Regions from separate parts of the Homo sapiens genome. Here region 2 is linked to region 1. Evidence: chromatin loops called from intact Hi-C (ENCODE). Cell type or tissue: dorsolateral prefrontal cortex. All regions are shown on one strand. Links, peaks and the distances in the headings refer to the core of each region. The heading gives the core; the rest is flanking DNA.

Region 1 (14,343 bases), core at 4,885-12,884:
TTGAGAATGTGCTTTGTAAGATCCACCCCCTGCCCACAAAAAATTGCTCCTAACTCCACCGCCTATCCCAAACCTACAAGAACTAATGATAATCCCACCACCCTTTGCTGACTCTTTTTGGACTCAGCCCACCTGCACCCAGGTGATTAAAAAGCTTTATTGTTCACACAAAGCCTGTTTGGTAGTCTCTTCACAGGGAAGCATGTGACACCCACAATCCCACCTAGCCCAGGAGAGAGCTACGGCAGGGTGTGTGTTTTGACACTGAGCTTGGGGCTTTTTCCATCTTCTCCCCACAGCCTCTGGCTCCACACCTCCACCGTTCAAGCGCCAGAAAGAGCTGTCTATGCAGCCTGCTCTTGGGCCTGGGGATGAGACACACAATTCATTGGCTCCTGGATTTTAAGTAGACATTTGTAAATCTATAGCTAACTACTGTCCTTAAAGCCATTGTTTCCATTACAAAATCCAACTCTCTGAGAGAAAAGGGTGTTTTAAATTTAAAAAAATAAAAACAAAAAAGTTTGATTGAGACAATGAAGAGCCAATGTTTGAAGAACTGGAGGCATTAATAGTTTATCCCAAAAATATGAGTGGGAATGAGTGCCTGATAATGAAAAAGGCGGCTTCATTCAAAAGGAGGTCAAGAATTGGCAGACTTTGGGAGGCTGAGGTGAGTGAATCACTTGAGCCCAGGAGTTCAAGACCAGACTGGGCAACGTGGCAAAACACCATCTCTATAAAAAATATAAAAATTTGGCTGGGCATGGTGGCTCACACCTGTAATCCTAGCACTTTTGGAGGCTGAGGTGGGTGGATCACTTGAGGTTAGGAGTTCCAGACCAGCCTAACATGGTGAAACCACATATCTACTAAAAAAAATACAAAATTAGCTGGATGTGGTAGTGCATGCCTGTTATCCCAGCTACTTGGAAGGCTGAGACAGGAGAATTGCTTGAACCCAGGAGGCAGAGGCTGCAGTGAGCCAGGATTGCGCCACTGCACTCCAGCCTGGGCAACAAGAGCAAAACTCTGTCTAAAAGAAAAAAAAAAAAGATACAAACATTAGCTGGCCATGGTGGTGTGTGTCTGTGGTCCCAGCTATTCAGGAGGCTGAGGTGGGAGGATCGCCTGAATCCAGGTCAAGGCTGCAGTGAGCCGTGATGATGCCACTGCACTCCACCCTGGGTGACACAGAGAGATCCTATTTCAAAAACAAATAAATAAATAATTTTAAAAAAGAGTTGACTAGCTGGTAGGAGGACAGAATTGGCAGGAAGTGGCTACACTTGAGACTCCTAGGGTCCCTGAGAAGTGTCCAACATCCTGCACCTCTGCCCTTAGGAAGTTGGGGGAAGAGAAGTCCCAGGAGGGATTATAGCCCAAGAGGAGGGGACTTATTCTTCACTTTCCAGGGTGTGGGCTTCTAAGAGAAGCCTGCCTCTCACAGGACATCAGAAAGGGTGAGGACGCTAGCCTGAGGGATGGAGCTAGGCAGCTGGCCTGAGGTCTGCCTCACAGAGTGTTCCCAGTGTGATGTGGTTGCAGAAGAGCAACCTCAACCCACAGACCGAGAGGCAGTCAGAATTGGCTCTGGACAAGATGGTGCACCCGTAAGAGCCCACGGTTGGGGATGAATCTGTGACAGATTTAGTGGATCTTGAGATGAGCAGAAATCAGATGTGTAGCAGTGATGGCACAAGAAGATGATGATCAGGCAAGACGAGAGACACTCCAGAGAGACCTGGATGGCCAGGGAATGCTTAGTCCCCAGTGCCTCTCCTCACCGCAGGGCAATCTGTAAATCATTCCCAGGGAAAGGGGAAAGAGGATTCAGTGGTTAGTCAGCCAAGAGAGGCTGAGTATTAAGAAGGGAATGAGTTACTCCGAAATGGAAATAATATGTTTTGAGGGCTCATGAGCCAAAATGAGTTCAGTTATAGAGAAATAAAGATAATTACATTATGTCCCCCTAATGAATAACTGAAATTTTAAATCCACGACATAATCATTATTAACATGTTATTATCTATAATTCCAAAGCTTTCTGTGCACATATACAAAAACAGATACAGCAGATCTACAAAATGGAAACATCCTATACATGCTGCTTTGTAACCTGCACTGTTCATTTAACAATAACCTTTTCAGGTCAATAAATGTAAGTATCTACTATTATTGCTAATTGCCACATGACAGCTCTGTCTCCCAGGCTAGAGTGCAGTGGTGCGATCACTCTGGGGTTTAAGCAATCCTCCTGCCTCTGCCTCCCTAAGTGCTGGGACTACAGGCGTCAGATACCATGGCTGGCCCTTACTTTTTTTTTTTTTTTTTTTTGAGACAAGAGTCTCACTCTGTCATCCAGGCTGGATTGCAGTGGCGTGATCTCAGCTCACTGCAAGCTCCGCATCCCAGGTTCATGCCATTCTCCTGCCTCAGCCTCCTGAGTAGCTGGGACTACAGGAGCCCGCCACCACGCCCAGCTAATTTTTTTTTTTTTTTTTTTTTGTATTTTTACTAGACACGGGGTTTCACTGTGTTAGCCAAGATGGTCTTGATCTCCTGAACTCGTGATCCACCCGCCTCAGCCTCCCAAAGTGCTGGGATTACAGGCGTGAGCCACCGCGCACGGCCGGCCCTTTCTTTTTTAAGCAACTATTATCAACGATTTGCAAAAAATAAAAATCCTCGCACTTACATCTTTGTTTGTCTGTCTTCTTAGAATCAATTCCAAGACATGAAATTTGGGGGACACCTTTACTTTTAACAGAGGCTGGATTATCAATCTGGGCCTCTGTGCCAGCCGTACCAACTTCTATCCCAAAAGAAAACAAGTGCCTCTTTCCACTCTCACCAAACTGGGGTATTAACAATCTTTCAAACTTTGCTAATCCAAAAATATATATATATATTTATATATACAGGCTGGAGGGCAGTGGCACAATCTCGGCTCACTGCAGCCTCTGCCTCCCAGGTTCAAGCAATTCTCTTGCCTCAGCCTCCGGAGTAGCTGAGATTACAGGAACGTGCTACCATGCCTGGCTAATTTTTGCATTTTTAGTAGAGACGGGGTTTCACCATGTTGTCCAGGCTGGCCTCAAACTCCTGACCTCAGATGATCCACCAGTCTTGGCCTCCCAAAGTGCTGGGATTACAGGTGTGAGCCACTGCATCTGGCCTATCCAAAATATTTGTTTTGTTTTGTTTTGGTTTGGTTTGGTTCCTTTTTTTTTTTTCTGCTAATCCAAAATATTTTTAAATGATGTCTCATGGTCGTTCTAATTTGCATTTCTTTAGTTACCAAATAAACACCTTTTCACATGTTTATTGGCCATTTATATTTCATCTTTTGTGAAATGCCTACTTGGGTTTTTTGCCCAATTTTCTGTTTAGGTTTCTTTTTCTTATTGTTTTACGAGTAAAAATAAACTAGGTATATTCATTTATTTACTGTCCTATACATTGCAAATTTTTCTCTATCATATATCTGGAGTATTTTTTCCACATCTATCTTTTTCTCGTGATTTCTGGCTGTGGGGTCATGCTAAGAAAACATGAATTGAATTTCACTTCTTCCCCATGTGTGGTTCAAACTCTGGCCAGACCTTGAGGTCTCCAAAAGAGGAAGGGCATGCTGGGATCAGCTTTGAAGACATGCAGGCCAGGCCCCCAACCCAGACAGCCGTGGTGGAAGCAAGCCATGTGTCACCCACAAAGGACCTCAAGATCACACAGGATATGACGGTCAGCTCCAAGAAATAGTCCCTAAACTTTTAAGTGATAATTCCTATTTTCACCATCTTGGAAGGGTATAAAGAGACAAAATCATTTGTGCAAAAGGACAACACAGAGAACACAGGCTAAGTACTAAAGCATTTACTCAAAAAATATGGGTGATTGGCCGGGCACGGTGGCTCATGCCTGTAATCCCAGCACTTTGGGAGGCCGAGGCGGGCAGAACACCTGAGGTCTAGAGTTCAAGACCAGCCTGACCAACATGGAGAAACCCCGTCTCTACTAAAAATACAAAATTAGCCGGACGTGGTGGCGCATGCCTGTAATCCCAGCTACCCAGGAAGCTGAGGCAGAATTGCTTGAACCCAGGAGGCAGGGGTTGCGGTGAGCTGAGATCATGCCATTGCACTCCAGCCTGGGCAATAAGAGCAAAACTCCGTCCGTCTCAAAAAAATAAATAAATAAATAAATGGGTGATTGACTTCTAAGTGCCAAGCATTTCCCAAGGGCTGGGCACAAAAGTTTCTATCTATCCTTTGGAACTTGAGAGTTTAGTTGGAAAAATAGGCCTTAATCAAAGAATCACAGAAAAAACAAATTTTTCAGGTGCAATAAGGGCTATCAATTAGAGATACACAGGGTATTAAGGGTATGAGAGGTCATGGAGGAGAAAGAATTAAAAGGGAAAGAACGAGCATCCCTCACAGAGGAAGCAGATAGTACAGAGGCCTCATGTCATGTGGTACATCTGAGCAATAGAATGAAGCTCAGCGAGCCTAGGCTCAAGAACAAGCAGGGGCCAGGCGTGGTGGCTCATGCCTGTAATCCCAGTACTTTAGGAGGCCGAGGCGGGCAGATCACTTGAGCTCAGAAGTTTGAGGCCAGCCTGGGCAACATGGTGAAACACCACCACTACAAAAAAAATCAAAACAATTAGCCCAGTGTAGTGGTGCAAGCCTGTGGGCCCAGCTACTCAGGAGGCTGAGGTGGGAGGATGGCTTGAGCCCAGGAGGCGGAGATTGCAGTGAGCCAAGATCATGCCACTACACTCCAGCCTGGGCGACAGTGCCAGACCCTGTCTCAAAAAAAAAAAAAAAAAAAAAAAAAAAAAAGTAGAAACTTCCTGATAAATTAGGCTAGCAGCTGAGGATTTCACTTGCTATCCTAAGAGCCAGTGAAGTGTCTTTAAGCATGAGATCAGAGTATGGGGGAGAAATGACTCAGGTTTGTGTTTTAAAAGATTACTCTGACTAAAGCATGGATAAACTGGGGGTAGGAGGCAAAGAAATGTGGAGAGACCTATTGAGAGCACTGCAAACAGAAACTGGCAATAGCTTAAACTAAAATGATAGTGGCAAAGGGCCAGTACAGAAGTCTGATGGATCTTGGAGAACGACCGTGGACTATCGTAAACTTAATCAGAGTGACTCCAGCTGAAGCTGCTGTCCCAGATGTATCTTTTTTTTTTTTTTTTTTTGAGACTGTCTTGCTCTGTCACCCAGAGCTCAAACTCAGCTCACTGCAGCCTTGACTCAAGTGATCCTCCTGCCTCCCATGTAGCTGGGACCACAGGTGCATGCCACCACTCCTGGCTAATTTTTTTTTTTTGAGGGATGGGGTCTCACTTTGTTGCCCAGGCTGGTCTTGAACTCCTGGGCTCAAGCAATCCTCCTGCCTTGGCTTCCCAAACTGCTGGGATTACATCTGTAAGCTACCACGCCTGGGGCCAGATGTAGCATCTTTACTCATACACAACAGCTCTTGGCACTTGGTATGGAGCTACCAAGTTAGAATCAAATTGGTATTTCTCCATACCAATTTATAAGGATCACCAGAAGTAGTTTGCTTTTACCTGGCAGGGCCAACAGTATACCTTCACAGTGTTACCTCAGGACTATGTCAGTTCTGCTCTCTAGCATAATACAGTTCACAGAGATCTTGATCATCTTGACAATCCACAAAATATCACACTAGTCCACTACAGTGATGACACTATGCTGTTGGATCTGATGAGCAGAAAGTACCAAGCGCTTTAGATGCCTTAGTAAGACATAAATAAGAAGTTGGGAGTTAAACCCAAAAACAAGTCAGGGAACCAGGCACGGTGGCTCACGCCTGTAATCCCAGCACTTTGGGAGGCCAAGGCGGGCGGATCACGAGGTCAGGAGATTGAGACCATCCTGGATAACACGGTGAACCCCCGTCTCTACTAAAAATACAAAAAAATAGCCAGGCGTGGTAGCAGGCGCCTGTAGTCCCAGCTACTCAGGAGGCTGAGGCAGGAGAATGGCGTGAACCCGGGAGGTGGAGCTTGCAGTGAGCCGAGATCGCACCACTGCACTCCAGCCTGGGCGACAGAGCGAGACTCCGTTCTCAGAAAAAAACAAAACAAACAAACAAACAAACAATTCAGGGGCCTGCCACCTCAGAGACATTTCTCGGAAGTCAACAGTATAGAGTTATGTCAAAATATCCTCTCCAAGACAGGTGGCTGTACCTCATACCACCACACACACACACACGCACGCACGCACGCACAATGTTTGATAGGTTTTTCTTGGCTTTTGGAGACCACATATACATTTGAGCAGCACAGGCACCCAGTAGCTCCACCTGGCACTCTCCTCCCTGGACAGTTTTATAGCAGAGGCCTCCAGGGAGACACCTGTGAATGGCTTTCCTGAGTACACTACAAAGCAGATTTTTAACGAGGTTCAGAGGGCATATTTTTAGCAAGGTCTGGATCTCAGCTTTGGACACTGTCAGCCCCAGAACTAGTGGCAGCTCTTTGTATCTGTTATTCCTACATTCTTTACTTTACTTGTTACTAACTAATCCCGTTTCTACAAACCCGTTGTAGTTAATAATTATTGAAATTAAACTTTCCCTGAACAGATTATTATACATGAATTTCTCTAACTGGATAGTGTAATCTTCACCTCAAAAATAGCCAAGTTTGAAAGAGAAACTCATGGCAGGGCACAGTGGCTCATGCCTGTAATCCCAACACTTTGGGAGGCCAAGGTCAGCAGATCACCTGAGGTCAGGAGTTCAAGACCAGCCTGACCAACATGGTGAAACCCCATCTCTACTAAAAATACAAAAATTAGCCGGGTGTGGGGCGCACACCTGTAGTCCCACCTACTCGGAAGGCTGTGGCAGGAGAATCACTCGAGCCTGAGAGGCAGAGGTCGGCAGTGAGCTGAGATCACACCACTGCACTCCAGCCTGGACAAGAGTGAGACTCCATCTCAAAAAAAAAAAAAGGGAAACTCACAAGCTCAATTTTTTTTCTTTTTTGTAATGACAAGGTCTTGCTCTGTTGCCCAGGCTGGAGTGCAGTGGTGCAATCATGGTTCACTGCAGCCTCAAATCCTGCGCTCAAAGGACCTTCCTGCCTCAGCCTCCCAGATAGGTGGAACTACAGGCACACACCACCATGCCCGGCTAATAGGGTCTTGCTATGTTGGCCAGGCTGGTCTTGAACTCCTGGCCACAAACAATTCTTCCACCTCAGCCTCCCGAAGTGTTAGGATTACAGGCAGGAGCCACCACACCTGGCAAGCTCAGTTCTAAACAATGTTAAGTTTGAGTTTACTTTAAAACACCCAAAAATAGGGCTGGGCACCATGGCTCACGCCTGTAATCCCAACACTTTGGGAGGCCGAGGCGGGTGGATCACTTGAGGTCAGGAGTTCGAGACCAGCCTGGCCAACATGATGAAACCCCGTCTCTACTAAAAATACAAAAATTAGCTGGGCACGGTGGTGGTCGCCTATAATCCCAGCTATTCAGGAGGCTGAGGCAGGAGAATCACTTGAACCCAGGAGGCAGAGGTTGCAGTGAGCTGAGATCATGCCACTGCACTCTAGCCTGGGCGACAGAGCAAGACTCCATCTCTAAAATAAAAATTAAAATTAAAAAATAAAATAAAATAAATAAAATAAAATAAAATAAAAAAATTAGCCGGAAATCACTTGACCCTGGGAGGTGGAGGTTGCAGTGAGCCAAGATTGTGCCACTGCATTCCAGCCTGGGCAACAGAGCGAAGTTCAAGAGTTTAGAAAAATCTGGGATTAAGATGTGTTTATGAGTCATTTCCATAAAAATGCATAGCTGAAATGGCCTAGGGAAAAAGTAAACAGCAAGAAGAGTGACGCTAGGACTGAATCTTGAGAAAACCCAAATTTAATGGCTGGATAGAAGAGATAAGCCTCCTAAGGAAATACTGGAGCTTCCAGAGAGGTAGAGGAAAGTGAGGACAAGGTTGTGACCAGGTAAAGGGTGGCACCACAGGAGTGCGGGGCTCCTGTCTCCATTCAACAGAACTTGCTGGGGCTGACTGGCTGCCTCCAGCTGCTTCCCATATCTTTGGACCTGCCACAGTGCTCATGCCAAGGCCACCCTTCTTCTAGGCTGCTAGAGCCCACGACTGAGCTTGATGGGAGCCATTTCTGCTGAATTGTCTGACGGAATCTTTGCCCTGGGGCTCCACACTGGACTGGCTGAGACCACCTCAGAATTGCACTGTAGTGAGAAGCGCTTCCTATTTCCTTTTTTTCCTCTTCCCTTACTCATTCCTGCACTGCAGCTGGAAACTGCCCACCTCTGGCCCTCTAGTTAAGCACAATAATAATGTATCCCCTTGACTCAGGTATTTTTTTACTTAGAAACAAATGCATCCTAACTGACACACCACCCACAAGCTGACAGGAAAGGGCGAGCGTGATGTGCACCAGATGTCAGACTGTAGGGTAGAGAGTTTGTGAAGATTAAAAAGGAAAATATTTTCCTCAGCCAACCACCAAAGGAAAAGATATAAAACAAGAGGCTGGTTTAAAAACAGGAGACTATTTAATCCATCTAAAAATACAAATCAGGAAATGGGGGGAACCATAGGAAAATCCTCCACCTCTAACAGAGCGAAGTTACTGGCTTTCTGCTTGCTCCAAGAATCCCAAGGCTTGATGTTTGGAAGGAATTATCTGTTCTTCAACTACTCCCAGATACTCAAGACATAAGTTACACACATCTGGAGAAGGGTTCTGCCCTGCTGAAGCTAGATGGGAGCTCAATGCATGGGAGAAAGGAGCATCAATCTAGAAAAAAATGATCAAAGAACAGCTGAGTGACAGTGTGGGGCCATCCCAGGCAAGTGGGCTCTTGGTGCTCTGGTGTAGCCAGAACCCATACAAGCTGGGCTGGCCTAGGAAGCCCACCAGCCAGCCTGTGTTCAGCTACAGCTTCTGTGTTCTTATTTACCATCATCAGCCACAGCCCTTGGGAGCAAAGCCCTAGACGCCTCCTTCAAGCCCCCTGCTGGTTGGTTTCATCATTATCTCGCCTCTTCCAAATCTGTAAGAAATGAAAACACAAACTGAAGTCTAGGAGGCATTCAGTCAACAGACACTTATCAAATACCTATTCTGTGCCAGGCCATGGACAACTTGTCACCCCATTTACAAATCTGCTATACCCCATTTGGAAATCTGCTACAGTGGCTACAGCCACTGAGGAGAAAAAAGTTATCTCTAGAAGGAGAGGTATCACTTTCTTCTTACAAAGCTATGGCTTTTGTCTCAATCTTCCTTCTTTTGCCAGGTACTAGGGCAGTTACATAAAGAGAAGACAGAGATGCTCTGTGCTCCATGGGTCAATCCAATGGAGAGGACAGACAGGCAAAGCGATATGGCCGGCACTAAAACAAACGTCAAGTAGAAAGCGCTGTGGGGTCACAAAGCTGCCTGGGGCTCTGGGGAGCACTTCGTGGTCGACTTCTAGCCAGCCTCCCTGATGAGTCTAGGTTCTTCCTCCTCGAAACCAGACCGCACACTTCTGCAAAACTAACCTGGCCATAATCGCAACTTTCTTTGCTCACTCATACATTTTCTACACTTCCTTATACTTCTTTTCTGAAAATCTCTGCTTGACTTTCAGGGCCATACATTCTGCCCCCAACTCACTACTAAGTACTTCCCAATAGGTACCTGGCCCTCCAACCAAGGTCCTAACTCTATCCCTCTTCCTGCCTTGGCCCACTCCTCTCACTGGCCCCATACGCCACCTATTTGTGGCTCACTAAGCCTGTGGCCAACCCACCTGAATGTAAGCCTCTGACAGTGTGATCATCTGGGGAAGGATGTCAGTCACCTGGAGGTCTTGTAATTCATACCATTTGCCTGTCCCCTGCAGAAAGTATGAAGAGCTGGGTTAGTCTGCTCTCTAAAACCAAAAGGGTGTAGAAGGAAAGGATCATAGCCAAGACTAGAAAAATTAGAAGAACAGCCACTAGACATCATCCAGCAACAGTCATAAAGAAGAGGGTACATGACTTCTTCTGGCCATGATTCAATTAATAGGACTTTTGGTGTGTCAATCATGGCAAACTCAATTCCTGTTGGGAATTTTTTTAAAGCACTGTTTTTTGTTTGTTGTTTTTTTGTTTTTTTTTTTTTTTGAGACAGGGTCTCACTCTGTCACCCAGGCTGGACTACAGTGGTGTAATCACAGCTCACTGCAGCCTTGACCCTCTGGATTCAAGCGATCCTCCCCTCAGCCTCCCAGGTAGCTGGAACTACAGGTGTGTGCCACTAAAACTGGCTAATTTTTTTTTTAATAGCAATGGGGTCCCACTGTGTTGCCCAGGCTAACTCCTGGTCTCAAAAGATCCTCCCGCCTCAGCCTCCTAAAGTGCTAGGATTATGGGTATGAGCCACTGCGCCTGGCCCCTTGAAGTACAATGGAGTCTGAAACACTTCTGTACATCTTTTTAAAAGGAATTTAGTGGACACTAAAGATGAGAAAAGAGGAAGCCATCTAATCATCACCTATGATGTCTCCTTCCTGCTCAGAAATGACAGACTAGACATTCTCACTTATGAGGTACACAGTGTCAACCACTGAGAGAACCTAAATATGGACATTCCTGGCTGGGCACAGGGGCTTACGCCTGTAATCCCAGCATTTTGGGAGGCCGAGGTGGGCAGATCACTTGAGGTAAGGAGTTTGAGACCAGCCTGGCCAACACAGTAAAACCCCGTCTCTACCAAAAATACAAAAATTAGCCAGGCCTGGTGGCAGGTGCCTGTAGGTCCCAGCTACTTGGGAGGCTGAGGCAGGAGAATCACTTGAACCCAGGAGGTGGAGGTTGCAGTGAGCCAAGATCATGCCACTGCATTCCATCCTGGGTGATAGGGTGAGACTCTGTCTTAAAAAAAAAAAAAAAAAAAAAAGCAACAGGTCATCAAGAAAAGGTGTCCTTGGTGGACACTGTCTATCACACTAACCTGATTCCTTTGGCCTAAGAAACCAGTGCTACAAATACAGCAAAACGTATCTCACTTCATGCTTCCATGAACAAGGAAAAAATGTTTCTAGATTAAGGCAGAGGCACCTCTGGCCGCCCACCTGTCTTATCCAACCAAAGTTCTAAGAAATACCAAAGACCATTATTGTAGAATATAAATATTCCAGATCCTCTGGATATTACAATAGTTGAGAATATAGGAAACATAAGGAAAGCTCAGGATCACATAAGTAAGTTCCCATTCCTGCTTCAAGGACGAGTTAAGAACATGGGCTTTGAAGCAGAGTACCTGGGTCAAATCCTAATTCTACTGACTTGAGGTCAATTACTGAAACTCTGAGCCTAGGTCTCCTCCTCTGTAAAAAAGATGATACTGACATCTGTCTTGGAGGTGTGTTTTAATGAAAGAAATGAGATTAATGTACATTAAGTAACTGGCGTACTGCCTAACCACAATAAAGCACTTGATAAACAGAAGCTAGTTAAGATTAAACCCACAGTTCCAGAAGAGGCTAATCAAATGAGAACAATTTATGCTAATAATCTATGTGATATCAAATATATCTCAAGTACATGTTTTATCTGTTTTCAACTTGAGACAAATCCACAACATTTTTAAGATGAAAGGGAGCCTCTAAACCAGTGCTTCGCAAACTTTAATTTCTTACAAATCAGAGGGTCACGTTAAAATCCAGGTTCTGATGTGGTAGGTTTGAGGGGACTGAGAGTCTGCATTTCTAACAAGCTGATTTCTAACAAGACTGATGCTGATGTTATTGGTCCAAGGATGCATCCCACTTTGGATGGTAAGGCTCTAGTCTAGGGCAGAGGTTCTCAACCTTGGCTGCATATCAGGGTCTCTCAGGGAACTTCAAAACATCAAATGCCAGCCAGGCATGGTGGCTCATACCTGTAATCCCAGCAGTTTCAGAAGCTGAGGCGGGAGGATTGCTTGAGACCAGCATGAGCATCATAGCACAACCCCATCTCAATTAACTTGAAAAATAGAAAAGACATCAAACAGAAAAGACATCCACCTCCAGACAATCTAACAGAGAGCCTTTAACCTTAATGCTGACTGATGTTTAGGGTCAGATAATTCTTTGTAACACGGGCTGTCCTTCGTGTTGTAAAATATATACCAACATCCCTGGCCTCTGCCCCAGCTGAAAACTACTATTATAACCGGCCTGGTGTGGTGCCAGGCATTGGGATTTTAAAAAGCTCCCGGTTGGCGCGGTGGCTCACGCCTGTAATCCCAACACTTTGGGAGGCCGAGGTGGGTGGATCACAAGGTCAGGAGTTCAAGACTGGCCTGGCCAAGATCGTAAAACCCCGTCTCTACTAAAAATACAAAAATTAGCCGGGCGTGGTGATGGGCGCCTGTAATCCCATAATCCCAGCTATTCGGGAGGCTGAGGCAGAGAACTGCTTGAACCCAGGAGGCGGAGGTTGCAGTGAGCCAAGATCACGCCACTGCACTCCAGCCTGGGCTACAGAGCGAGACCCTGTCTCAAAAAAAAAAAAAAAAAGCTCCCAAGGTGAGTCCAATGTGTAGCCAAAATTGAGAACCACTGCCTTAAACTAACTACTGACAGCACTATTACTTGCAGAGTCCCAAAGCCAAGGCCAAGCAAGGACACACTGAAGGGAGCTGCCCTCTGAGATGCCAAAGAAACACCTGTTTTTGCCACTCTGTGCCATGAGACGGTCAGCAGCCACTCACATGATGAAGCACGTGGATCCGGTAGGAGCCCTCGGAGGGCTTGCCGTCATGCACGATGTTGGCAATGAGGTCATAGGTGGTATTCTTGTGTACTGCTTGTACTTCTTCAGACAAGTATTCTCTCAGATCCACATTTCTGTTAATGGTTAAAATAAAGCCGGAATAATCAGACAAAGGCTGTGAGGTTAAGGAAACTGTCCTACACAAACGGACCACAAAATTGTTCAGCCCTATTTTAGGACCCTTTCTCTGGGTAGGCTTGCAGAGTCAAGAAGGTCCAGGTGCGTTGGAATTCACAAAATATGCCAAAATGAATGACAGGGTTACACAGCTTCCCATATGATTTAAAAAAAAAAAAAAGAATGACAGGCAGTGGCTCATACCTATAATCCCAACACTTTGAGAGGTCAAGGTAGGAGGACTGCTTGAGCCCAGGAGTTCAAGGCCAGCCTGGGCAATGTAGTGAGACCCCTACAAAAAAAAAATTAGCCAGGCATGGTGGTACATGCATGTGGTCCTAGCTACTCAGGAGGCTGAGGTGAGAGGATCACTTGAGCCCAGGAGATTACGGCTAAAGTGAGCCAGGACCACACTATTGCACTCCAGCCTGGGCGACAGTGAGACCCTGTCTCAAAAAACCCCCAAAAGGAAGAAGAACTTTCAAATAGTTAAAAAGGAAAATATATAGACAGTTAACAAGAATATTAAGATTAAATACATAATTTTAGGAAAAATATATCATTTTGGAGTCTACAAATATTTATAAAAACTTACACAATACAAGGTAAAATAAAAAAAAAGACATTGCATCATAAAAGTTGTCTGATGTGCTACCACTCATTACATGAAACAAAACCATGTTATCACTGGAAGAGTTCACAAGAAACAGCTAATGGTGGTCACGTCCAGTTATATATCTCCCTTTGAAGTTAGACTGTGAACATATTAACTGTTCAAAATTACAGAGTTTAAAATGTAAACCATGTGGTAATAAACAAACATACAACTTTGTTGTAATTATTATATGTAGCTTTCTATGTATTGGTGACAGCTATTTGTTTCTACAGACTGACAGTGTCCCATATATGATGCAGTCAGACTGCAATAAATATTCACTGTTAAGAAAATGGAAGCCAGGTGCGGTGGCTCATGCCTGTAATCCCAACACTTTGGGAGGCCGAGGCGGGCAGACTGCCTGAGCTCAGGAGTTCGAAACCAGCCTGGGTAACATCGTGAAACCCTGCCTTTACTAAAGTACAAAAAAAAAAATTAGCTGGGCGTGGCGGCGTGCACCTGTAGTCCCACCTATTCCGGAGGCTGAGGCAGGAGAATTGCTTGAACCCAGGAGGCGAAGGTTGCAGTGAGCCGAGATAACGCCACCGCACTCCAGCCTGGGCAACAGAGCGAGACTCCATCTCCAAAAAAAAAAAAAAAAGGAGATATGAGTCCTGAGTCCATGTGAGCTCTAGTCAGCCAACCTGCCTTCCTGCTACTAAAGGCTGACTTCTCATTTTATTTTCTCTTCAGCCTGAACAAAAGCTGACTAGACTTGTCTGAATGAGTATCAGTGAAGAAG
Region 2 (16,592 bases), core at 4,059-12,058, 73 kb before region 1:
GCGGGAAGGACATGGCTAGGAGGAGAGCTGGAATCCCACTGGAATAATCCTGGCTGGTATAAGCCTGAGACCCTCCGTCCATGTCTTTGGAGAAGGAAGCATCTGGGCTGGTGCAAGCTCTCCTGTCACCCTTGGGGACAAAGGGTCGTGGCAGCTGTGGGCCCAGCCCGGAGTGGGTAGGCAAGGCTGGCTCTCATGCCCTCTGGCTTTGCCAGGTCCTGAAGCCCACTGACCCTGACCCTGGACCTCCTAATGACCTCCTAACCCCACCCCTAAAATTTCTACAATAAACCTGTTTATTTTTACAATCTCTCACCATCTTCCTGAGCCTAGGTTCGGCCTGCCTCAGCTATCCCAGCCCACATCCTGCCTGGGACTCAGAGGCAAACCTCACAATTTCGAGACCATCTGACATTCCTTCAGCATCTAATATTTTTCAACCTGGGACCATTTACCCAACATCCCTCTAGACCGGACTTCTCAGCCTCTTCCTGTGCCTCAGCTCACATGAAGGATGGCATTTGCAGGCAGCTGCACACCTCGGGCCACCTTTAAGCCAAATCCCTGGCTTCTAATTCCGCCCCTCTTTCTCCCACTTCGTGCTGCCTCCGAATCGCAGATGTCCGTCTATTATTGCACTTTGCATCGTGTACCTCGGTTACTTATTTAGGTGCCAGTCTCCCTTGGGGGCAAGTCCTGGGTTTTATAGAGGATTTTTTTTTTTAATCTCCGTGGCCCCAGTGACCAGCCCAGCATCTAACACACTGCTCACAGGAATCCTGTGTCCCTGAACCCTTCTCCCGGGCCAAGATCAGACCTGTTTGAGGAAGATGGAAAAAGTGCTCTGTGAGCAGGATTATGAAATGACAGGGATGACGTGAGGGGCTTTCGAAACCCTGGGAAGGAAGATGCCCACGTGAATGACAGCCCCTTGCTATTCTCGGCCACCCGAGGTTCAGGTTTTAACTCAGGACAGCTGCCCGGAGCCTGCAGTCAGCCGGGGACAGAGCCTCCCGCCAGCGCAGCAGACCTCTGCTGCCCCCTCGTGGTCCCGGGACCTCAGCCGAGTGGGGTCTCCAAAGGCTCCAGCTTCTCGTCTCTGGGAAACTTCTCAGCCGCAAGCCTGAAGACAGAGATTTCCACCTCACAGCTGCCTGGGGAATGCCTCTTTGCAACAGGGAACCAAGAGGAGCTAAGAGCAGGGCCTTAGGGGGTTTTCCATTCACAGCTTTGCAGTTTAACTCACAGTGTGACTTTCAGTGACCTCCTTCACCATTCCAAGCCTCAGTTTTCTCATCTGTAAAACAGAGATTTTAATATGAATCCTCCCTCATGGGTTTTGTACAGATCAAGGGAGATAATAAATGAAAATTGCTTAACACATAGTAAAGACCTGGCACATACAAGGACCCAGAGGGGTAGCTATTGCTATTATTATAATGAGGAGAATCTGGGTGACCCTCTCGTCCACCCTTCTATTCCCAGGACCTGGGGACTGCTCCTAAGTATCTGCTGAATGAGTGAATGTATTACAGGTGCTTTTGACTTTCTTCTTTCTACTTTCCATTCACGTGGGCATCTTCCTTCCCAGGGTTTCGAAAGCCCCTCACGTCCTCCCTGTCATTTCATAATCCTGCTCACAGAGCACTTTTTCCATCTTCCTCAAACAGTCCAATCTTGGCCCGGGAGAAGGGTTCAGGGACACAGGCTTCCTGTGGGCAGAAATTTTATTCTAAAATTTCTACAATAAACATGTTTATTTTTACAATCACAATAAATTTTAAAACTTTAAACAAGGAAATGTGTAAAGAAAAGGGAAAATGGGAGGGGTACACAAAGTTTATGCTCATGCTTACCTGACAGGGGAGATACCATGATCACAAAGGTGGTTTTCCCAGTGCGAGGCTCACCATTGCACCCCGGAGGTGCAGACCCCTGTGTTTTCCCCAAATGAGAAAAATAAGAAAAGAAAGAAAGAAAGTTTCGTCTTCCATTGGATCGACTCCATTCTCCTCCTCCAGGTGGTGATGGCAACGAGCAACAGGAACACACTCCTTCCCCAAACACCTCACCCTCCACCTTCTCAAATTGGCCCAAGTTTGGGCGGAAATGTTAGGCCACCCCAGGCGCAAAGCCCTGGCACTGGGCCGGTTTCCTGGAGTAGGTGGATCTGGGTTGGTGGGGGCTGTGGCAGTTCCATTCTGCTTCCCTGGGCCAGGCTTGGAGCATTGCGCTTGTCACAGGCTTTGGTCTTGCGGGTATTGAGGCCACCATGGGCCTCATAATTATTTCCTTTGAGTGCAGATTATTTGCCAGCGCAGAGAGGTGGTGGCAGACCTAGCGTGGGGTGGGGGAGATGGACTGATGCAGACAGGGTCTCGTGGAGAACGCCGGCTCCTGTCACTCACAGGGGAGTGGAGTCAATTCAGAGGAGGATACATTTTTTGCACCCTCCCACTTTCCCATATTTTCCCTTTTATTTACCCATTTCCTCATTTAAAGTTTTAAAATGTATTATGATTATAAAAACAAACATGTTTATGGTAGAAATTTTGGAATATACAGGAAAGTAAAAAGAAGAAAGTCAAAAGCATCTGTAATACATGCACTCATTCAAGAGATACTTAAAGCAGCAGGGAATAGAATGGCGAACGAGAGACCCCATCTCAACCCTCCCAGAAATCATGCTTAGGTAGGGGATCCCATTACCCTGAGACAACCACTTACAATAGTTTCATATGCTTCCTTTAAGTTTTTTTCCATAAATATATCTAACCTATATTTAGTTATTTCAAAGCACACTGAGCTCATACCTATCTGCACCGATATATGCTATTTATCAAAAATATTCTATCACATGTATTGTTGTAATGGCTGAGTGTTCCAACACAGAAATGTAAAATAATCCATTTAACACATCTCGGGCTTTCAGTTATTAGCTTGCTTGCTTGTTTCCCATCCTTTTGTGATTCTAAATTACAATGTAATTAAAACATTTTAGGTAATGTATCTGATCTGCTATGACTATTTTCTCTGGAAAACAAATTATTAGATCAAATGGAATAAATATGAGAAGCAACACAAAAAAAACCACTGAATACTAATTATAAAGTAATACAAGCATTTTGAAAAATATTTAACAAAATACAGAAAAGTACAAAGAACAAAATAATGCTCACCTATAAGTCCACTACCTCCAGGTAACTACTATTAATATTCTTGATACATCGTTTTCCAGATTTTTATCTGCATATAAGGGTACTAAAATACAGTCTGGGCCCGGCGCGATGGCTTACGCCTATAATGCCATCACTTTGGGAGGCCGAGGCAGGTGGATCACCTCAGGTCAGGATACCAGCCTGGCCAACATGGTGAAACCCTGTCTCTACTGAAAATACAAAAAAAAATTAGCTGTAATCCCAGCTACTAGGAAAGCTGAGGCAGGAGAATCGTTTGAACCTGGGAGGTGGAGGTTGCAGTGAGCCGAGATCGCGCCATTGCACTCCAGCCTGGGCGACAAGAGCAAGACTCCATCTCAAAAAATAAAATAAAATAAAATAAAATCCAGTCTGACAGTCTTTGTATTTTAATTGGAGTTGTACACTTTTCTGTGCATATTTTTTCCAAAATGAGATTTTACTGTAAATATTTTGATTCTGTACTCTAATTTTTGGTGATATACTGTGAGTAATTTTCCATTATTATTGTTATTATTTTGAGACAGAGTCTCACTCTGTCACCCAGGCTGGAGTGCAGTGGTGCAATCATGCCTCACTGCAGCCTCAATCTCCCAGGCTCAAGTGATTCTCCAGCCTCAGCTTCCCAAGTAGCTAGAACTACAGGTGTATGCCACCATGACCAATTAATTTTTTTTTTTCAGTAGAGACAAGGTCTCACTATGTTGCCAAAGCTGGTCTCAAACTCCTGGGCTCAAGCAATCCTCCTACCTCAGCCTCCCAAAGTGCTGAAACTATAGACGTGAGCCACCACACCTGGCCCCATTTGTATAAATTCATTTCTATCACATCTTTTTTTTAAGCAATAGGGTCTGGCTCTGTTGCCCAGGCTGGTCTCAAACTCCTGGGCTCAAGCAATCCTCCCACCTCAGCCTCCAGAGTAGCTGGCACTATAGTCCAGCTATGGGCACACACCACCACACCAGCATCTACCACCTCGCTTTGAATGGCTGCACGGTATTCCACTATAATTATATACTATAACTTATTAAAATGTTCCTTTATTCTTAGACATTTAAGTTGTATACATCTTCTACTATTAGAAACCATGTTGTGATAAACATTCTTTTATGTGCATCTTTATGTGTCTTTGCTTTTTTAAAAGATTACTTGTCCCTCGAGTTCTCTGGTTATCCATTTCCAAACTAAAACCGTATATACTGACCATCCCATAAATAAGTTGTTGCTACCATACATTTTTGAAGTGTTCCTCTAGTTCCCTTCCTTGTTTTCCTTTCCCTGGAGCTTGTTCTGCTTTTGTTTGGCTTGGCTTTTTCTCTTGATATTCACATACAGGCTTTCCTCAATCATTCACTGACCTTTGGCTGTTATCTTCTATTTAAGGGGATGATACTAAAAAGCTGATTGGGAGTTTCCAGGTCAAGATGTCAGGTTGAGCCCACACATTCAACTTTTCTCCCTCCTGAAACCCCACCAGCATTATAGTAAAGAGATTGAGAAAATGCATATATAAACCAAAAGGATGGGGAAAACATAAGAGAGGGCATTGCAACCAAACTTTGGAAGCTGAAAGCAGATGAATGCATGGGGACTAGTTTAACAGAACCCAGGAAGAGCTGATGCTGAGGTGGGGAAAGCTGAGAAGAATACAGATCTGCACTGCAGAATCCTCAGGGGCTCAGGAACTGGCAGCCCCTGGAACTTCTAAGGTCAAGGCAAAGGGGGCCTGAATGGAGGAGGGTGAGGGGAAAGCTGTGTGGGAGGCCACCAGCACCCCAGATGCTCTCCCTTCCTCTGCAACACCAGGGAGCTGTCCTCCCCACCCAGCTGAGACCCAACCTGTCTTCTCTGGAAAGGGGGAAATTGAGGGTCTCCGCGGCTGGAGGTCAGCTGGCACAGGCGAGGGTGTGAGCTGCAGAAGAGAAACAAGGAGTTTTGCTGCCTGCTGCATGCTGAGCCACCCAGGGCAACAGCAGCTGGGTCCTTGCCTCCAGGCAGGAGATGAGGAAGCTCTGGGGAAGCCCAGCATACTGGAAAGTGTGCTTGGACAAACCTAAGTGTAGCTTAACCCAAAGCATCCGGCTTATACCCCTGAGAAGCCCAAGAGGAAAGCTCTAAAGCCCTTGACATCTGGCTTTCCTGCAGTAAGTGGCCCAGTGGCCCAGCATTGCCCTGCCTTGGACTTGAAGCTAACAAGCCCCCTCCTCAGGCTCAGAGGCTGATCTTCACTCTAATTGCAAGCAGATGGCCGAGAGCTACCTAGCACCAGTGGAATACCTCTCTCATCAGGGCCAGAGACACCAACCAACAGAATGAGAAACACCCAGGAACAGACAATGTGTACGAGAGAGACGAGAGGACAGTTACTAATGTTGATAATATTTATTTACTATCTTCAGAGACAGGAGAAAAGCTACTGTCTCCACCAAATAGGAGCAAGATACTGTTTTTAAAGGCTCACTGAGAGAATGTCTTAAAGCTTTTAACAGTGGGGGAAAAAAATGACAGCAGCAATGAAAAACTCGACAGGAAGTGTGGAAGATAAAATTGAGGAAATTTCCCTGAAAGTGTATAACAAAAAGAAAAAATGATGGAAAATCAGAGAAACCAAAATAGGAAGTCCAACATCCAAATTGCTCTTTCTGAAGAGTGATTTCAAAGAGATCAGAAAAAGAAAAAGGAAGGAACTAATAAAAAAAAATCTAAGAAAATTACTCAGAACTGAAAGATGTACATTTCCAGATTGAAAGAGCCTGCATGTGCCCAGAAAAATGGATGGAATCCCTACAGCAAGACACATCATTGTGAAATGTCATTGAGAGCACTGAGCAGCAAGGGGATGGGCCTGTATGGGTCAAGGTTCATGGCTGAAGACAACAGAATCCAAAAGAGAAAGGGATATAGTTAAAATTATTAGAAAGGTCAGGAAACCAGGAGGCTGAGGCAAGAAGATCACTTGAGGCCAAGAGTTGGAGACCAGCCTGGGCAACATAGTGAGACCCCCATCTCCACTTTAAAGTAGCCAGGTGTGGTTGTGCACACCTGTAGTCTCAGTTACTCAGGAGGGAGGTGGGAGGATTGCTTGAGCCCAGGAGTTTGAGGCTGCAGTGAACTATGATCACACCACTGCACTCCAGCCTGGGCAACAGAGCGAGACCCTGTCTCGTAAAAGCAAAGAAAGAAAGCTCAAAAATCATTAGACAGCTGGAGAAATAGGCTTTAGGTGGGCTTCCAGGAGCCTCCTATGACCCCACTGAATTGGCCTGATATGGAGCTGGTCTTGCTGGCACCCCAAAATCTCAGTTACGCTGGCTTCCCCATGTTAGCAAAATCACCACCCCAAGCCCCATCTCTGCTTCATACCCACTCTTGAGTCAAAATCTCAAGCATGAATGAACATAAACCTAAATGCTGTGAGTAGCCAGAGAAACTGGGAAACGTAGATTTCTAGATTCTACACAAAGAAGGCAATAGTCACAATGTGGGAAATTACATGGGGTGTTCAACAGGTTTGGCTGGCCACAGATGAAAATGTCTTCCCAAAGCGATGCACATACTCTATGGCTCTGTCTCCTCTGAGATCTGACACAGTCAGTGGCAATCAGATTCTCCCTCCAAGAATGTGGAATATTGACCTGAGAGCAAAGACTTGGAAGTGAGCTTGCTTTTAGCAATGCTCTAGGGTGAACAGTGCTGCCCCAAGTGTCATCTCAGGCTAGGGAAGATGCTGAAGTGTTTGTCATCAGTCTTCAACCAGGTAAGCACAGAAATTGAGTAAGCTTTTAGAAACTCTTATAGCAATTTGACAAAGTAACTTTATGTCTGTTAGACCCAATAATTTAAAATGGGGTTTGTTTTGTGCATGTTTTTTAATTTCATTTTTCCAGTCATTGAATTTTATGGCATCTCCAAAAGCACTGGAATATAACATTTGAAGTTTTTAAAGAGTTGGTCCTCCAACCACAGAATTTGAGCAGCCCAGCTCTACAGGGGAAGTCCTTGAATCTGCTGCTGACCGCCTGGATCTGGCCTTTCGGGCCCTGCTGAAGTTAGGTGGCCCTGCCCTGCCTCAGAAGCCATGAGGCACCCCCAGGCCCTTCTAATAAAGGCCCAGTAAGCTAGCCAGTGGTCGTTCTGGTAATTGCCACTGAAAGGATTTTAATTAATACAATCATTAATCCCACTCTGCAGCTATGAAAAACAAGGCTCACAGAGGTTACGTAAGTTGCCCACTAGAAGGCCCAAAACTAGAAACAAGCAGAAGCCAGGATTGCAGCCAAAGTCAGCCTGCTTCCGAGTCTCTGCGCTTCCACTGTGCTGAACTTTAGAGCAACAGCCACAAGGATTCAGAAATATTTTTCTTTTTTCTTTTTTTTTTTTTTTTGAGACAGAGTCTTGCTCTGCCACCAAGGCTGGGGTGCAGCAGCATGATCTCGGCTCACTGCAACCTCCACCTTCCGGGTTCAAGTGATTCTCCTGCCTCAGCCTCCCAAGAAGCTGGGATTACAGGTGTGCGCCACCATGCCACATTAATTCTTGTATTTTTAGTAGAGGAGGGGTTTCGCCATGTTGGCCAGGCTGGTCTCAAATGCCTGGCCTCATGTGATCCACTTGCCTCGGCCTCCCACAGTGCTGAGATTATAGGCATGAGCCACGCCCAGCCGGAAAGATTTTTCAGTATTAGTGAAGGATGGGAAAAGAGGACTCTTAAATATTGTTGGTGGAAATGCAAACTGGTATTAAAAAAAAAAAAGTTTTGGGAGGAAATAGTGTATTATTAGTCAGGGTTCTCCAGAGAAACAGAATCAACAGGACACACACATATATTACATATATGTAAGGAAATTTATTATAGGAAGAGGCTCATGTGATTATGGAGGCCAAAGAGTCCCACCATCTGCTGTCCATAAGCTGGAGAACCAGAAAAGTCAGTGGTGTAATTCAGTCCGAGTTCAAAGGATGGACAACCAGGGAAGCCAGTGGTGTAAGTTTCAGTCTGAATTCTAAGGCCCAAGAGCCATCCATTCCTGAAGCACTCATCACTATCTATATTTGATGACACCCAAATTTGTACCTCCAGCCCGAACCCCCTTTCCCAAACTCCAGATTTACATAATCCAGTTTCCACACTGGCGCATGTCCAGCTCCATGCCTTTCGTTCCAGCCCCTGCTCTAGCAAATGGGACCACCAAGCACCAGGCCCTGAGGAACCTGGGAATCATCAGACTCTCCTATCTCCTCCCCCTGCTCTACATACAACTCATCAGGAAGGCCTGTCACTTTTACTTCTGAGAAATAAAAATGAAATCCAGCCCCAACTAAGTGAATAGATCCCTTCTCGGTCTAAAGGACCTCAGAGAAACCTTGGAAACTGAATTCCCAGCCACGATGCAACCAGAGGTGAGACAGGCTTCCTTATCCGCCCTTCTTCACTAACCACCACAAGGCTTTCTTCCCTAAGGGCTAAACAGTGACCAGCCTTTCAAAAGACTTGCTGTGCCCTTGAATTCAACCAGCCAGGTTGAAACCAACCTGTAAGGATGCACAGTGAGGGTTTTCATGTCCTCTGCTTTACCTTTTGACACCAGAGAACCAAAACCTCTACCCTTGGATCATGCTAATGCTACCATTTTTTTAACATGGGACCCGCAGAGAGGCATGATCCTCAGTTGCACATAATATGCTTATATTTGGCCATCCCATTCAGTATAAATCCCTGTCTTAGTCTTCCCAGCCTCAAAGTGCCTGTTCTCAGCTTCTGACCCAAGGCTACACTTCCCAGCTTGTCAGAATGGGTACCCTGCAAGCTACAATTCTTTAGGAGAAATAAAGTTCTCCTGTCTAAATATATGACCCTTGTAATTGTTCAGCTGACGCTTCCAAAATGTACCTTGGATTCATTTGCTTCTCTCTGTCTTCACTCTCCTGGTCTGTGGTGGTCATTAGTGTGACACAGTTTTTCTGGGTTTGTGGCATGATGGCACTCTCCCACTTGATATGAAGTTAGGCTTGCCTCTGTGACCTGTTTGGCCAATGACATGTGAAGAGATATCTGTCACTTCTGGTGGTAATTTAAAGAACCAATATACTTCCTGTCTCCTTTCATGGGGATTATGGACATCATGTCCAGATGAGACCCATACCTGGATTCCTGAGTGAGTAAGATCAACAGAGCCCTTCTGCTGATGCATGACAGAGAAATAAATCTTTGTTATGTTAAGCCATTGAAATGGGGGCTGTCTGTTACTGCAGCACAACCTAGCTTATCCTGTCTGCTACATTATCATAGTCTAAGTCACCCAAACTACTTCAGAGTCTTCCTACTTCTATTCTTCTGTCTCTCCACAGAGCAAAGTAACCTTTCACGGTGCAAATTAGATGCCATCACTCTCTCCTTAAAACCCTTTAGCATTTCCCATTGTACTTGGAAGACAATCCCAGCTCCTTCCCCTGGCCTAAAAGGCCCTGCCCAATCTAGCCCCTGCCTGTCTCTCTGACTGGTCTCCCACTCTGTCTTCCTCACTCATTACAGTCTAGTCCCCCTCACCTCCTTTATATCTCTAAGGCCCTGAGCCCTCTCCTGCCATTAAGCTTTTGCATGTGTTGTTCCCTCTGCCTGGAACACCTTCCTATCCCCCCACTATTCACTTAGCTGGCCCCTTCTCATCCTTCGAGCCTCAGCTTCAGTGGTATTTCTCCAGAGAGCCCCTTCCCTTACCACCCAACTACACTGCACCCAGTTCACTTCCTTATGAGCTCTTACCACAAGTCAGAATTATATTTTTTTCATGTTTATTTTCTTGTCGATGCACTCAGTTGTAAGCTCTATGGGGGCCACATCGGCCCTTACTAAGAATTTGTTGAATGGAGAAGTGACTTGATGAGAAGGCTGTTGCAAAGGGTAATTAATGCCTGAAGCAATTGTAAAGTTGTGGTGGTGATGGGGGTAGGAAATATTGACCAACTCCAACTCCCCAGTGAGACGGCTTCTTCCAGGCTACCGTGGACTAAACTTGCAAGGCTTTCTCCTCGCTTCAGAAGCTAAAGTGCCTCTGAGATACTGCGGGTTCTCCAGAGGGCTCAGCCTGGGTTCTGTCCTACCTTGGCTCTGACAGCTCAACTGGTGAGACCTCAACCTGGAGCAGGTCCAGCCAGAGCCAAGGAGCAGGCAGCCAGCACCAGAGGAGAGGCAGCCAGCTGCTGCCATCATGAGAGATGCCTGGCCAGCTCTCTAGAAATAGCCCAAGGTCAAGGCAGGGTGCTTCTGACCTCTACAGATGGCAAAACCTGGAGAGACTCTGTTCTTGAATCTCTCTCCCACTCCACTGCCAGGATCCCTGCCCCTGGCCTGGAGCACCCTGATTTTCAGCCACCCTTCACAGACCCCTCCATTCATCACTGCTTACAAGGAACCCCCAGGCTTCTAACCTTTTCTCCTCCCAACACACTTCTGGGGTGCAGAGGACGGGTGTTATCCTCAGCTTGCAGTAAAGGGCTCTGTGGCTCAGGGAGGTGCACGGTCTCTTCCAAGGTCATGTGGTGAGTTTACTGCTGAACTGGAATTCAAATTTAGAGCTCCATTCCAGGTTCAGCGTCTCACCCCATCAGTATCTGCCACACGTGGGATGTGCCTAAGTCTCACAGCCCCGCTCAAGTATCTGACCTAATCTATGTGTCACTTACTGGGAGGGTGAGGGCAAGGTCCTTGCTTTGTGGACTTTGACCCCCTTCCCTGGACTTAGGAGAACCTTTCTGTCTTAAGCTGCCAGCCCTAGCTGATTTTCCCAGGAGCCAGCTCTTGCGTGCCCAAATCCATGGCGTTCATCTTCACCTCTGGTTACTCTGCCTGCTTGACCAGCTCACTCGCCAGACCTCACTGCTGGCCCGACCACCTGAGCCCACTGTCCCCACACCCACAGGACACCCCCTCCATGAACAAGGAAGGCCGAGGACCCTGGGGACCCAGCCACAGCTTCATAGGCCACTTGTTCTGAGCAGGGCTCTCCGTCTCCCTTCTCTTGGAGGTTCCCACAGCCTGGGGAGGAAGGAGCAAAGATGCAAATCAGGGGACCATAAGGACTGTACAGGAGCAGATTCAGGGAGGAAAGCCACCTCAAGGGACCAGGACAGGCCAGGCAAGGTGGCTCACGCCTGTAATCCCAGCACTTTGGGAGGCCTAGGCGGGCAGATCACGAGGTCAGGAGATGGAGACCATCCTGGCTAACACGGTGAAACCCTGTCTCTGCTAAAAATACAAAAAAATTAGCCAGGTGTGATGGCGGGCGCCTGTAGTCCCAGCTACGTGGGAGGCTGAGGCAGGAGAATGGCGTGAACCCGGGAGGAGGAGCTTGCAGTGAGCCAAGACCACGCCACTGCACTCCAGCCTGGGCAACAGAGTGAGACACTGTCTCAAAAAAAAAAAAAAAAAAGGGACCAGGACAGGACAGGCAGCTGGGAGAGGGAGAAGAGAAGCCCACAGAGGTAGGTGGCTGTCCCTATGAATAGGACAGGACAGGGCAGGCAGCTAGTAGGATTTTTATCAATCAGATGACAGCAGACAGAGGAGAGAAAGGAATTAAGAGAGAATAAAAAGTGGAAATTTTTTGGAGAATAGTGTTTGTCGTCAAAGGACATTCAATAGATCCAAGTAAAAGCTGATAGAATGTCCTCCATCAGACAACCCTCAGAACATGAACCACCCGTGGTATGTCTTGAAAATATGGAGATTCCATGCCCATAGGTGTCGCAAGTGCACTGCAAGCTCTAGTGGCCCCTTCACATGGTCGTGATGGGGAATTTGAACATCTATGACTGTTCTCTGGCAAGTGGTGGTCGGGTGTCTAAAGCGGGGAAGGATATCTTTTCTGAATCTGTTGGGCTACTGACAGGGCTTCAAACAGGTACTTCTAGGAAGTTTGAAATCAATATTTGCCCTTCCGAAGTGAAAAGATTTGTAGTGCACACTTGCCTGCTTGACTCATTTGCATGGCAGCCCTTTCCTCCTAGAGCATGGAAAGGTTGAAATGGATTCGCATCTGTTCTTAATTACAGAGGCCGAGACAGATGTTATCTTACATGCTAGGGAGGGGCACTCACCAACACTGTGCTGTCGACAGCAACAATAACTCCCAGGCCTTTTGTGCAATATATTAATTTGGAAATTATTGACAACTCCTATCTTGCGTGACGTAACGTGGCAAGTGTACACAAAGTCTTCTTGAGTTGTCTTCGTCACTAGCCAGCCTCATGACTCTTTTCTCCCTGTGTCTGTACTTCCCAAGACAGCATCTCTGTTCCTCCCGTTTAATTGCACATTGGCATTGAAGAAGCCATTCACATCCAACACTGCAAGCTGTCATAGACATGCTCTGAAAAATGCGTTTTTAGAGTCTTTAATATACTCACGTGCACCGCCAATCACCAAAAACAGAGCAGGCAATGTTTCCCATATCTATTTGACCACCGGTAAGATAAGGGCCTCCCATGAGCTGAAGGGAAGCTTCCTACTTAAAGCAGGGATTAAAGCATTAAACAAAAGAGTGACTGAGGAGGGCTCAGAACCATGAGGGAGGCTGCGGGGGGCAGCCCTGTGACACCACCCGTGGAGGCCGTCTGATTCCTGACCAGCAGTTTTAAAAGATGTATTTATATATAGTGTGCATGCATATGTGTGTGTTACACTTTTAATTGACAAATAAGAAATGATATTTATTTATAGTTTACAACATGATACTTTGATATACGTACACACTGTGGAATGAGTAAATCAAACATATTTATCATCCCACATACTTAACCATTTTTTGTGGTGAGAACATTTAAAATCTACTGTCTTCGACTAGCTTATTGAAGTGGGGCGAAAAAACTAAGAAAATAAATAAATAATAATGTTTAGAATCTACTCTCAGCAATCTTCAAGTATATGATATGTTATTATTAACTGCAGTCTCCATGCTCTACAAGAAAACTCCAGAACTTATCCTCTGACCAGCAGTTTCTGGTTGACACAAAGACCTATTTCCAGAAGTTTCTTGAAGATACCATCAGGAAAGTAAATAGCAAATAGAATGGTTTGCTCTGTCATTATAGAAAGTAAAGATTGAAGGTCTCTCGGATGACCCAGCCATCAGCTGCAGTTCCCTGGCCTTATTCATTGCGAAGTCCGAAGCGGAGCCCCCATGTGTCAACACGTCACCACCACCATGTCTACGTAGGGCTGGAAACCGTTCCCCGCAGTCCTCTTCCTCATGCTCCCAGGTTAGAGTTTGCCAACAAGAGGATCTTGCACAGGACTTGGAAGGCAGAAGGGAAGCAGAAGTGATTGTTCTCAGGGGTTAGTAAGAACGGACGTGGCGCTTCATCAGATGCAGGTGCATGGCCGACTTCTAAGAACTCCCATGCCTGTCACTTCTTCCCCCACACCCAGGATTCAGGTTGAGGCTGTCAAGATGCAGAATGGCTTCTGTGTCCTGACCTCCCCTGACCCATGCGGCTGCATAAGGAGCTCCCTGCTCTCTCTGGCTCTGAGCTCCAGCTTCCACTCAGCCCCCAGCCTCACATGGGCCTCTCCTTACTCAATCCCCACCCCCAGTTCAGCATGGACCCATGCTGGAAACCTGACCCCCTTTTTAGGGCTCCTCAAGGCCTCTGTGTGTGCAGTGGACTTCACAGGAGGCTTAGAAGTTACCAGGAGAGTTTTGTCACACACCAACACAAATGATATTATTACACATTAGACACATGATTCTTAAAAGTTGCTCAGTCCTGTTTCTCCACCATTCCTCAGTATCAGGTCTGCTTCCTGAGCTCTGCTAAGACAAAAGCCATCTACTCTAGGCTGTAAGCATCAGCGGAGTGAAAAACTGCCAGGCGCCTTGAAGCTTGCATCTTTCTTTTCTCCATTCCCCACCAGTCTCCATAAACAGAAAGGATTAGTGGAGAGTAATTTTCCTACCCCTCCAGCCTTACTCTTCCTTAGAAGGAATATGTTGCTACACCTTCTATTCTTTTCATTCATATTCTCCCACTATACTCGAGTTTGTGGATGTCATTGACTCTGAAAGATTATATTTTAGGGTGGTATGTGTATTCATTATCAATTGCTGTGTAACAAACTGCCCCAAAACTTAGCTGCCTAAAACAATAAACTTTTATTTTTTTTCTCTGTTTCTGCAGGTCAAGAATTATAATTAAGAGTGACTTAGTTGAATGGTTCTGGCTCAGGGATTCCCATGAGATTGCAGTCAAGACGTCAGCCAGGACTACAGTCCTCCAAAGGCTTGCCTGGGTTGAAAGGGTCTGCTTCCAAGATGGTGCCCACTTGAGGCTGCTGGAGAGAGGCCTCAGCCCATCACCACGTGGGCCTCTCCACAAGGCCACTTGAGCATCCTCACGAGTGTCAGCTGACTTTCCCCAGAGTGAATGACACAAGAGAGAAAACAAGGCAGAAGCTACAATGCCATTTATGATCTGATCTCTGAAGTCACATACCATCACTTCCCCTGTATTCTGTCTTCAGAAGTGAGTCACTGGCCAGACACAATGGCTCACACCTGTAATCCAAGCAACTTGGGAGGCCGAGGCAGGAGAATTGCTTGAGGTCGGGAGTTCAAGACCAGCCTGGGCAGCATAGCAAGATTTCATCTCCACAAAAAATTTTAAAATTAACCAGACAGCGTGGTGCATACCTGTAGTCCCAGCTGCTCAGGAGGCTGAGGCAGGAGGATCACTTAAACCTAGGAGGTCGAGGCTGCAGCGAGCTATGATTGCACCACTGCACTCCAGCCCGGGTGACAGACCAAGACACTGACTCTAAAATAAATAAATAAATAAACAATCAAACATTTAAAAAGAAATGAGTCACTAAGTCCAGACCAAACTCAAGGGGAGGGGAATTAAGCTTCACCTTTTGAAGGGAGGAGTATCAAAGAATTTTCGGGCATAGTTTAAAACCACCACAATGCGAACAGTACAGGAAGTTCTTACTTAACGCTGTCCATAGGTTCTTGGAAATTGCAACTTGAAGCAAAAGAACGTATAGTGAAACGAATTTTTTTTCTTATTAACGTTATAACAAAATGATAGTGAATGAAATGACACTATTTGAGGACCCACTGTATGCCATTTCACTTGAAGTTGCAGTTTCCAGGAGCCTATTGACAATGTTAAGTAAGGACTTACCATACAGGACAAGGAATCAAAATACCTAGTTTTGTTTTGTTTTGTTTTGTTTTGGTTTGGTTTTGGTTTTTTGAGACAGGGTCTCACTCTGTCACTCAGGCTGGGGTGCAGTGGTGTGATCATGGCTCACTGCAGTCTCGACCTCCCCGGCTCAAGTGATCCTCCCACCTCAGCCTCTTGAGTAGCTAGGACTACAGGCACATGCCACCACGCCCAGCTAATTTTTGTATTTTTTTTGTAGAGACAGGGTTTCACCACGTTGGCCAGGCTGGTCTTGAACTCCAGGGCTCAAGGGATCCGCCTGCCTCGGCCTCCCAAAGTGCTAGGCTTACAGGGGTGAGCCACCGCACTCAGCCTACCTATGTTTAATTTTCCTTCTAAACACTGGGGGACTTGGGCATATCCCTTCACCTCTCTAGATCTATTTCCCCATCTGCAAAATGACAGGATTGACTTGGATGACTGCTAAGGGTTCATTTTCAGTTAGCATGTGTCTCAATGTTCCAGCACTCAAGACCCTAGGCCTGGACCCCAGAGCTCAGGCAGCTTTTCCTCCACGCCCCCACCTTCCCAGCAGATCTCGTTGGCTCTCAGCCCCAGGTATAGCCACCACACATCAGCTCCTCCAGGTGCTTCTTCCAGGCCTTGTAGCCTCCTCTGTCCCAGTGGTGCCCTGCCCTGGCAGCACACTGGGATCACTTGTGGAGCTTCGAAAACTCCCTGTGTCCAAGCCACACTGCAGTTCATCAGCTTGTCCAGGGTCGGGACCAAGTACCAGCAGGTGCAACAGCTCCCGTGACTCCAAGGCCCAGCCAAGGTTGAGAACCACCACTCTAGCTTGAGTGGCCCTTCACATGTGGAATCGTTTCAACAAATAAAATAACACTGCCCATGGCTGAGTACTGATTTGCTCTTTTCCTTTGAGGTATATGCATTTGAGAGCACTCACACTGCAGAGGGTAGAGGTTTTAATTTACAGTTAATTATGTTAGGGGGCTGATTTCTCTAGGAGACCATTTTGCCTAGTATTAACCTAACAGAGATATTTAGAGGGGTTTAGGGAAATTTTTTGTGACCAGGACAGAACTTTTTATAGACTTCTTTCCCTGGCTCAGGATTTCTCATCAAGGTATTGTTTCTGTGGGAAAATGGATTCAATTTTTATCTTTTTGACTTACACCACCTTTTCCTAGAATATAACCTGCTATAAGTCTG

The links. Peaks named below come from ENCODE experiments on the same cell type or tissue, not always from the same donor. Only the 100,000 strongest peaks of a DNase experiment are listed, where the experiment ranks them.
Region 2: a loop joins it to region 1, with 2.0 times the contacts of the local background. A loop is called at or near these places in 18 of 110 quality-filtered maps.

What each region holds. Positions count from the first base shown.
Region 1 is chr2:85,643,508-85,657,850 of GRCh38, reverse strand. It overlaps USP39 (ubiquitin specific peptidase 39), which reads right to left. Exons shown (of 13, transcript NM_006590.4): 11 at 12,768-12,903; 12 at 9,835-9,921; 13 at 8,568-9,090. The coding sequence ends at 9,043. SFTPB (surfactant protein B) reads left to right here. Exons shown (of 11, transcript NM_000542.5): 11 at 1-537. Among named protein-coding and RNA genes, the nearest start is that of SFTPB, 18 kb to the left of the region's middle. In dorsolateral prefrontal cortex, for the core only: a CTCF peak has its summit at 9,061 (motif pointing left); no DNase peak of the experiment used is centred there; H3K27ac peaks cover 2,484 bases.
Region 2 is chr2:85,713,594-85,730,185 of GRCh38, reverse strand. LOC124907851 (a long non-coding RNA gene) reads right to left here and starts at 14,925. Exons shown (of 2, transcript XR_007087118.1): 1 at 14,885-14,925; 2 at 12,879-13,489. It also overlaps the pseudogene RNU1-38P. In dorsolateral prefrontal cortex, for the core only: no CTCF peak of the experiment used is centred there; no DNase peak of the experiment used is centred there.